2 separate regions of the Homo sapiens genome follow, and region 1 is linked to region 2. Evidence: read pairs that join two places in POLR2A ChIA-PET (ENCODE). Cell type or tissue: HCT116. All regions are shown on one strand. Region 1 overlaps NEDD4L (NEDD4 like E3 ubiquitin protein ligase). Region 2 has its middle 38 kb from the start of NEDD4L.

What was found. ChIA-PET counts read pairs that join two places held together with the same protein. Peaks named below come from ENCODE experiments on the same cell type or tissue, not always from the same donor. Only the 100,000 strongest peaks of a DNase experiment are listed, where the experiment ranks them.
Region 1: POLR2A ChIA-PET joins it to region 2 with 5 read pairs; 2 of 35 experiments call an interaction of 5 or more read pairs at or near these places.

The regions. Positions count from the first base shown.
Region 1 is chr18:58,326,549-58,331,548 of GRCh38, forward strand. NEDD4L (NEDD4 like E3 ubiquitin protein ligase) reads left to right here. Exons shown (of 31, transcript NM_001144967.3): 10 at 2,447-2,579; 11 at 4,190-4,366. Among named protein-coding and RNA genes, the nearest start is that of MIR122HG, 120 kb to the right of the region's middle. In HCT116, no CTCF peak of the experiment used is centred here; no DNase peak of the experiment used is centred here.
Region 2 is chr18:58,003,358-58,008,357 of GRCh38, forward strand. No RefSeq gene overlaps it. Among named protein-coding and RNA genes, the nearest start is that of NEDD4L, 38 kb to the right of the region's middle. In HCT116, no CTCF peak of the experiment used is centred here; DNase peaks (open chromatin) are centred at 1,254, 1,814 and 2,984; H3K4me3 peaks cover 917 bases; H3K27ac peaks cover 963 bases.

The DNA.
Region 1 (5,000 bases), 320 kb after region 2:
ACCTTGGGCTTGGTTACATGTAGTGACTAGAAGAATCTTGGTAGCAATATCCTAAGCAAAGCACCATTACCTACCTTTGCTCAACAGCATGAGAAAGGAGTACTGAAAAGGTAGATCCTCATGCGACCTCTGCAGAAAAGTGGCCAGGAGCAACTCACAAAGGAAAAAATCCTGATAGCTAATATGTATATGGAAAAATATTCAACTTCATAAATAAGGATCATGCAGATTAGAGTTTGTATTTTGGGGACAAATAGGGATAATTGCTACTTTCTCTGCCTCACAGAGTTGTGAAACTAACGAGGGAATTCTTGAGAAAACACTTCATACATTTTAAAATATATACTATTTTTTTGATGGCTCCACAGGTGTAGACATGTCCCCACACTCATCAAGAGGTGTACGTTAAACATGAACAGCTTTTTAATGTGTTGATTAGACCTCAATAAAGTGATTTAAAAGAGAAACCATCTTTGGTGGCAGTGTCCCAGAAACTAAAACAAAAGGTATAACTTGCTGGCTCTTCACTAGTCTAGAGCAACAAGGGAAAAATGCAGTTCTTTTTCTGTTGTTGTTTGAGACAGAGTCTCACTCTGTCACCCACAGTGGCACCATCTCGGCTCACTGCAACCTCCGCCTCCCAGGTTCAAGCGATTCTCCTGCCTTGGCCTCCTGAGTAGCTGGGATTACAGGCGCCCGCCGCCATGCCCAGCTAATGTTTGTATTTTTGTGAAGATGGGGTTTCACTGGCTTGGTCAAGCTGGTTTCAAACTCCTGACCTCAGGTGATCCGCCCACCTCAGCCTCCCAAAGTGCTAGGATTACAGGTATGACCCACCACGCCCGGCTGAAAAATGCAGTTCTTAATCCAAGTTCGGGCTCACATGTAGTTTTGGGAGAAGGCAGAGGCATAACTGCCCCATCAAGGAGGCAGCAATGCCAAAGGGAGAGGCTGAGCCAGGAAGGACACAGCAGAACTTGGCAGAACCTGAGGAGCGCCTCCTTCCAATGGGCATAACTTCTAGAAGGCAAGAGGAAAGTTAGTTAAGGAAAAAGAGTTTCCACCACAACCTCTGCTAGCAGGCCCTTTATTGGGATACAGTATAAGTTCATTTCAGAATGTGTGAGAAAACTTTAAAATTTGTGTTTTAGAAAGAGTCTATAATGAGTGTTCTTGATAAGTACTATATTTCAGTTAGTCTGAAATGACGATTTCAACTTTTGAGATACTGACTTGTGACATAATTTTTGTTAATGGGATATGTTATCTTATTGAAAGTATCTGTGAGAGTTTTCCCTGAAAAAATTTTTGGCATTTAAACTTGTACACTAAAAGCCTCTGACTAGTATTTCCCCCAAAGTATGATTGCCTATAATTTACTGCAAAAAAAAAAGTTTTCTTTTTTCTTTTTTTTTTTGTTTTGTTTTGTTTTGAGATGGAGTCTCACTCTGCTGCCCTGGCTAGAGTACAGTGACATGATCTCTCAGCTCACTGCAACCTCTGCCTCCTGGGCTCAAGTGATTCTCCTGCCTCAGCCTCCTGAGTAGCTGGGACTACAGGCACGCATCACCACACTCGGCTAATTTTTGTGTTTTTAGTAGAGGCGGGGTTTTGCCATGTTGGCCAGGTACGTCTTGAGCTCCTGACCTCAAGTGATCCGCCCGCCTTGGCCTCCCAAAGTGCTGGGATTACAGGCATGAGCCACCATGCCCAGCCCAAAAAAGTCTTCCAAATTGAATCAAAACTTTTAGATCCTGAATTGAGAACATCACATGACAAAAAATAGGGTATGATGTTTTGGTGTTCTTCAGACCCCGGCTGACTTGAGAGGTTATCTCCTGATGTTATTAGGATTTTTAAAGTAGGGTAAAGGAGGTAAATGCAGTGTCACGATTTTGAGATTCTGTTAAAATGAGCTAGAAAGCAGCTGAAAAAAATTCATGTTGGATCAGGTGTACTTTCCTCCAGATGACAGCTTTGAATTTGTCCCTTTTGTAGTCTTTGGTCAAATTGCTGGTGACCAGAAGTAGCTGCCTTGTCATTGCTGGACTTCTAGAAGGATTGGGACTGCCCAGCTGCTGTGTGAACTTGCCTGTCACCTCTGCTTCCAGAGGTCTGACTTGTCACTGTGGCAAATGGGCAGAGGACTTTGATTTCTGTTTTTTATTAAACACTGAGGTATATTTTGAAATGTATGCCTGAAAGATGCTCAAAATGGTGTGACTAATGCATTTTAAAACTGCATTTATTTGATTGAAATGAACCTTAACCTATACTTTAGCCGTAATATGGTGGGAGAATTCTCACATTGGATGACCAGCTAGTTGTCAGTGTTTGACGCTGACACTTTAGTGGCCATCTGGCCCTCCGTGAGCATTGAACTGTCATGAAGGGCCCGATCTCAACCACTTCTCTTCTTCTCTTTCCCCCTTTCCTGCATGCTCAGGGACGTGTCCTCGGAGTCGGACAATAACATCAGACAGATCAACCAGGAGGCAGCACACCGGCGCTTCCGCTCCCGCAGGCACATCAGCGAAGACTTGGAGCCCGAGCCCTCGGAGGGCGGGGATGTCCCCGAGGTACGATGTCCCCAGAATGGTGCAAAGCCCGGCAGCTCCTTCTTCCCATGTTCTCCAGCTTGATTTTATATCATAATTTCTTCTGTCAGTAAACATTGTTGAGAATGTAAAGATTACAGTGACGCAGGGAATTAATTACCATCTGAATATTAATTTGAAAGTGCCTATAAAAGCCGTATTTGACAAGTATAGGTGGCTCTATATTATAGAAATGGGAATAACATTATTTTTATTTTTATTTTTTTTGAAGACAGTGTCTTGCTCTGTCGCCCAGGCTAGAGTGCAGTGGTGCAGTCTTGGCTCACTGCAACCTCCGCCTCCTGGGTTCGAGCAATTCTCCTGCCTCAGCCTCCTGAGTAGCTGGGATTACAGGCACGCATCACCACACCCGGCCAGTTTTTGTATTTTTAGTAGAAATGGGGTTTCACCATGTTGGCTAGGATGGTCTCAATCTCCTGACCTCGAGATCCGCCTGCTGCCTCAGCCTCCTAAAGTGCTGGGGTTATAGGTGCATGCCATCACAATGGCTAATTTTTTTTTTTTTTTTTTTTCCTAGTAGAGACGGGTTTCACCATGTTGGCCAGGCTGGTCTTGAACTCTTGACCTCATGATCCACCTGCCTTGGCCTCCCAAAGTGCTTAGATTACAGGCGTGAGCCACTGTGTCCAGCCCACATTATTTTTCAGTATGAAAATCTTAAGATATTTTTAGTTTGTAATTTATTTTTCACAGGGGTCTAACCATGTCTCATTAAATGACAGCTTGTTTTTATCATAGTTGAGCTGTTGAATGAGCCCTGTAACTTGTTTGGGTATCATATGCATATTTTTATTGAGTCGCTTTGACACTTGGAAGAGATTTATTACCATGAAAATATAAATTTAGGTGAACAGAAATGTGTAATTTTCCCTTTAAATAGTTATGGTATGTTACTTAAAACGTTATGAATTAAACAACAAATTAGCCATAATCTTCCATGCTATCTTACCAGCTCTGTTTATGTACTAAAAATCCATTCTTCTTAGACATTGTGTTAGGAAGATCATTTAGAATGCGGCGATTCAACTTGGAAAAGCAAAAGTAATGATTCCATAACACATTCACTCTAAGTTATTTTATACCATTGTTTAATTACAGCGTATAGCTTCTATGCTGCTCCCACGGTGAATCCTCAGTGGTTAAAAGTAAAAGAAAATCCATGACAATTGTTTATAAACTCCAGAGAAGTGTGTGTGTGTGTTTGTTTTTTTGCCCACACATATAGTAACAAGTGCTGGAAATCAGTCACTGTTCAGAGAGGCATTGTTATAAAGTGGTTAAGAGCACAGCCTCTGTCTGGAACCAGGCCTCTTTGATTCACATCATGGCCCTACCACTTGCTAGATGTTACCTTGGGCAGGTTATTTTCTGTGCCTCAGTTTCCTCATCTGTTAATTGGGGGAGTTATCTTCCTCGTGATTATTGTGAAGGTTGTGTGCCTCATGAGAGGCACTTAGTAGGTGTTAATTATAGTTATCACCGGGGCTATTGTTGTTACATGGTTTCATTGGGGAGCTGGGTGGATCCCTACTTCTTTCTAGTGTTTACCCCAGTGTCTCCTTCTCTGAAAGCCTTGGGAGACCATTTCAGAGGAAGTGAATATCGCTGGAGACTCTCTCGGTCTGGCTCTGCCCCCACCACCGGCCTCCCCAGGATCTCGGACCAGCCCTCAGGAGCTGTCAGAGGAACTAAGCAGAAGGCTTCAGATCACTCCAGACTCCAATGGGGAACAGTTCAGCTCTTTGATTGTAAGTAGTGGCCTTGTTTGAAAGAAAAGCTGAGCAATGTTTTATTGTTTTTTGTTGCTTAAGGAGAATCTCTTACGTAAATAGTGACCAAGGGTCTTCCAGCTCCCAGCTAACTCTGACATTTTCCAAAGTTCCTCCTTCCCTAGGAGAAGCAGGACTGTACTAAAATTAGCCCAAGCAGGTGAGAATCTTTCTTGATTTGGAAGGCAGCTTTGCTCACCCTTATACCACTAACACTTTCTTGGTTTATAAAGAACTCAAAGAAGTAAAACTCCATGATGTCTGTAATTATTAGCTTTAACCTTGTAGAATTCCTTTCCCAGCCAAAAGGCTCATGAAAATAGTACCTTTATCACAAAGGTAGTATTTCACAGTAACAATTAAAAGCCATCAGGCCTAATCAGTCCTCTTAAGTCATATTCTGCAGGATTTATCATTCTCATTTCGCTGATAAGGGCACAATGCTTAAGTGGCTCATCCAAGACAAGGTTTGAGTGGGAGATAGAAGACGTCTCCTAAGTCCCAGAGTATGAACCCTTGAGAAATGTTGTGAAATTGTGACACTGTCATCAAGGTAGCATTTTAACTTGGGCTCTCAACCATCAGAAACATACTTTCTAGAAGCTTCAGATGG
Region 2 (5,000 bases):
TTAGCAATCTTTTTTTATTCCATATTCTCAAAGGTGCCTGATGCCACCAATTTTGGGGTTATTGGGTCATTTCTTCTGTGTTACAGATCAGGTCTCAATTTTCTCCACTGCCAGCTTTGAATTCAGTTTTTTGTTTTGTTTTGTTTTGTTTTGAGACAGTCTTTCTCTGTTGCCCAGGCTGGAGGGCAGTGGCACGATCTTGGCTCACTGCAACCTCCACCTCCCAGGTTCAAGAGTGAATTCAGTTTTTTTGGCTCTGCTAAGCCGCTTTATAAGCATTTCTCCAATTTTCAAAATTTGGAAATTTTTATCTTCTATTGTTATCTGTTATCTTCTCTTCAATGCTCTTCATCCTTATGGGTTTATGTCTTCAGAAAACAGTCTCTTTATTGCCATTTTTGTGAAGTTTTGAGAGGAAGAAAAAGTCAATGCATTTGTTTCCCATTTTGTAAATGCCAGATGGCAAACCAGTTTCCTTTCTTCCTCCGCCCTGCAAAATTGGCTGATTCCAAAGCACAGCGTCTTTAAATGCACAAACATTATTATTTTTTTTTTTTTGAGACGGAGTCTCGCTCTGTCGCCCAGGCTGGAGTGCAGTGGCGGGATCTCGGCTCACTGCAAGCTCCGCCTCCCGGGTTCACGCCATTCTCCTGCCTCAGCCTCCCAAGTAGCTGGGACTACAGGCGCCCGCCACTACGCCCGGCTAATTTTTTGTATTTTTAGTAGAGACGGGGTTTCACCGTTTTAGCCGGGATGGTCTCGATCTCCTGACCTCGTGATCCGCCCGCCTCGGCCTCCCAAAGTGCTGGGATTACAGGCGTGAGCCACCGCGCCCGGCCCAAACATTATTATTAAACAGCTACAATGGGTCAGTCCTGTGCTTGTCACTAATCAGGGACAAATGAATAGACATTGAATAAAAGGTTGCTGCCACATGAAAGTTCTAAAGCAAGACATTTAAGCTGACTGTCTGGAGTCTCCTGGCTCCTGAGGTCCCCCTGACTCTTGTCCACTATCCTATGTGGCCATGATTAGCTCTCCTGGGATAGTAGCCTGTTCCAGGTTCTGGGCTGGTAGGGATCAAACACATTTGATCTAAATCTTATGAGCACTCTGCTCTGACCAAGTGCTCCAATGAAAAAGTATAGACTTTTAATTCTAGCTCACCACAAATATTTCCCACAAACATCAAATGAAAGAAAAGGGCAGAAGCAAAGTATGTTAAATATAAGTCTATTGAGTCACTCTCATTAGTCACCCTGTTTTGTTTGTTTTTTTCATTTCAAACCCTATCGAAGTGAATGGAGTCGTTCTTAACCAAGGTAAGCCATAGGGTCCTAAGGACCCATCGTGTGTAATTAATATGAAATGTTGACGATTCACTTGTTGAAATGGCATATTCAATGTGACATAAAATATAAATGAACCTGAAACTACATGGATTGCTGCAGACTGTAGGCCACTCTGAATGGGTGCTTTTTGTCTGAAGTCTATTTTTAATATATTTTACTATATATCAAGCAATATTTAAGCACTTTACAAGTATTGTACTACCTGATTCAATCTCTGTAACATTATGAGAGAAGTACAACCAGTATCCTCATTTTACATATTTAAAAAACCAGGCCCAGAAAGGTTAAGTAACTGCTCAAGGTCACACAATTAGTAAAAGAAAGAGCTGGCTGGGTGCAGTGGCTCATGCCTGTAATCCCAGCACTTTAGGAGGCTGTGAGGTGTGAGGCTTACTTGAAGCCAGGAGCTTGAGACCAGGCTGGGCAACGTAGAGAGACCCTGTCTCTACAAAATAATTTAAAAATCAGCTGGGTGTGGTCGCACATGTGTGTAGTCTCAGCTCCTCAGGAGTCTGAGGTGGGAGGATCACTTGAGCCCAGGAATTGGAAGCTGCAGTGAGTCATGATCATGCCACCACACTCCAGCCAGATGATAGAGACCCTGTGTCTAAAAAATAAAATAAAATAAAATAAAAGAGCTGAGATTCAAACCTTAGCAGTCTAACTCCAAAGCCTAGAAATGTATGGACTCTTATGTGCATTACTCTAAGCTAATAGTTCTCAACTGGGGACAATTTTGTCACCCAGGGAACCTTTGGCAATGTCTGGAGAAATTTTCGGTTGTCACAACTTGGGGGAGGGGATTCTACTTGCGTCTAGTGGGTAGATACCAGAAATGCTGCTAAACATCCTATAATGCCCAGGATAGTTCCCCACAACAAAGTGTCTGGCCCAAATGTCAGTAGTGCCAAGGATGGGAGAGCATGCTGGTGTGCTAGTCACTGATGCTCTTCTCCCAGTTTTACAAGTTCTTCCTCCAGGCATATGGTATAATTTGCATTTCTTAAAGTTGGTGTAGGCATATATCTTGCTTGGGCCAATGTAAAGTTGCTGCACTTCTAGACAAAAATTTTAAAAGCCAGGGCATAACACCATGTATCCTTTTTTATACTTTGGTCACCTTGGAAGTCTTAGAAACACAGAGATGGGACTTCCCTCTGCCTTCGTCCTTATGTGAGGATAAAGCAGAAGAGAACCTTAAGAATGACCCATGACAGAAGCTTCCTGAACTATAAATACTGTTTGTACTAATAGTTTTAAGCCGTTGAGATTTGGAATTGTTTCTGCAGCATAACTCAGGCTACCCCAACTGATGAGGACTCCATCCTCACATAAGTACATATGTCCCTGTCTCATGTAACCTGACTCAGGTCTTTCTACTCATTTCCCAGGTTCCTCACAAAGGTGAATGATTTCCTGCTGCAAAGACTGTGAGGCATCATTTTTCCAATTAGAAGTGTTGCTTTGTCATTGGACTACATATATCTGGATACCATAATGATAATGGACTTGCTTCCCTTTTAATTTCATGGTAAGCCTCTGACAGAAGTTGCATAGTAGTTGTTGTCATAACAACCATGCAACTCAGATTTTCCAAATTAAAGCACATACTTGCTAGTCTCACTATACCTCAACTAGCTCTAGTGAGGTCAGAATGACTAACATCATCAAACCTAGGATTACACGAACCTTAAATCCCAGGAGGTGTGGGCAGCCATTAGTCAGAGTATTCAACTTTATTCACAAATTTTCTTGATGCTTAAGAAATCTAAGTGTTCTGGCTGGTTGCAGTAGCTCACGCTTGTAATCCCAGCACTTTGGGAGGCCAAGGCGGGTGGATTGCCTGAGGTCAGGAGTTCGAGACCAGCCTGGCCAACATGGTAAAACCCTGTCTCTATTAAAAATACAAAAAAATTAACCAGGTATGGTGGCACACACCTGTAATCCCAGCTACTCGGGAGGCTGAGGCAGAGGAATGGCTTGAACCCGGGAGGTGGAGGTTGCAGTGAGCCAAGATTGCACCACTGCACTCCAGCCTGGGTGACAGAGCAAGACTCCATCTCAAAAAAAAAAAAAAAGAAAGAAAGACAGACAGAAAGAAAGGAAACCTAAGTGTTCTGAGTTTACGATTTGTAGACCTTACCTCATATATCAAATTATTCTACCTGGTGATGAATTGGAATTTCACTGGAGTTTCACCCAGTATGATTGATGAGATATGAATTTATGGCAAGCTGACAACATAAATTAATAAATAATCCACATAACAGTTTATTGTTTCAACTAATGAAAAATCTGGATACTCAATGTAAAACGTATCTAGATTATAAAATTGATATCAAATGGATATACAAGATTTGTGGAATCCAGTAGCCATGGAGAGATGGTAGAAGAAAAAGACCATTGCTACTACTTCTCCGTGGAAAAAAAAGCTTCTGCCAGGAGTATCTCATTAAGGTCCTTAAAATGCCAGTCTTCTCCTCCCTCCAACCTCTACATAATTTTGTCATACTGTTCTTCTAGTTTGAAATGCCATCTTATCTCCTCTCCTCTCACCCAAATCCAGCAAATCCCTCCTTAATATCAAGTTCACGTTTCTCCTCTTCTGTGAAGCCTTCTAAGCCAATACTACAACCTTTCCTTTCTTAGCATTTATAATATGGACCATGTATTTTAGTACTGGACTGTAAGTTCTTTAAGGGAAGAGGTCTTTGCATATAAATCTTTAATTTCTACACAGCAAGATAACTTATATTCATTCATTCAACAGATTGAGCATTTATATCCTGAGTTAGACCCAGTCTGACAAAGGCACTGACATGGAGGAGCTCATGGTCTGATGGGGATAACAGGTATGGAGATGCATAAATACATTATGGCAAGTATATAAAAGAGCTAAGGCTGTCCTGTGGCTGCCTGAATTTTACTTGTGTTCCATGCATGGTTCTGTTGGATCAAGGTGGGAACAGCATACAAAGTATGGGACACACAGGGAAGCCTGACACACATAACCAAGGGGTCCTGAAGCCAAAAAGCGAGAGCTGATCAGTGTCAAGAGGATAAAAGCCATCATCAAAAGTTACAGAAAGTCAAGGAAATACACCAAGAAAGGCAGGTCAAGGTGGAAGCAGGTCTGGGAGCTTACCTATACCTGTTCCAGTTACTGTGGCTGCATAACAAATTACTTTCAAAATTTAGTGACTTCAAACAATAAATTTAATTTTGCTTATGAGTCTGAAATTCAGACATGGCTTAGTGGGGATAGCTTGTCTCTGCTCTGCTCAACGTCATATGAGAGGGTTTGAAGGCTGGGAACTGGAATTATCTGAAGGTCCATTTACAAGCCTAGTGGCTGATGCTGCAGAGACTGAAACAGCTGGGGGCTGGAACAGCTTGGACTCCTGGAACTGTCTCTTTGTCGCAATGTGGCCTTTCCAGTGTGGTCTCTCCAGCATGGCACCATCAGGGTAGCCAGGTGTTTTGGTTCCCTACCGCTGCACAGCAAATCACCATAAACTGTGGCTTAAACCATGCACACTCATGTCACAGGTCCCATGGGTCAAGCATAAGCCATATCTTTTTTTTTTTTTTTGAGACAGAGTCTCGCTCTGTCGCCCAGGCTGGAGTGCAGTAGCACGATCTCGGCTC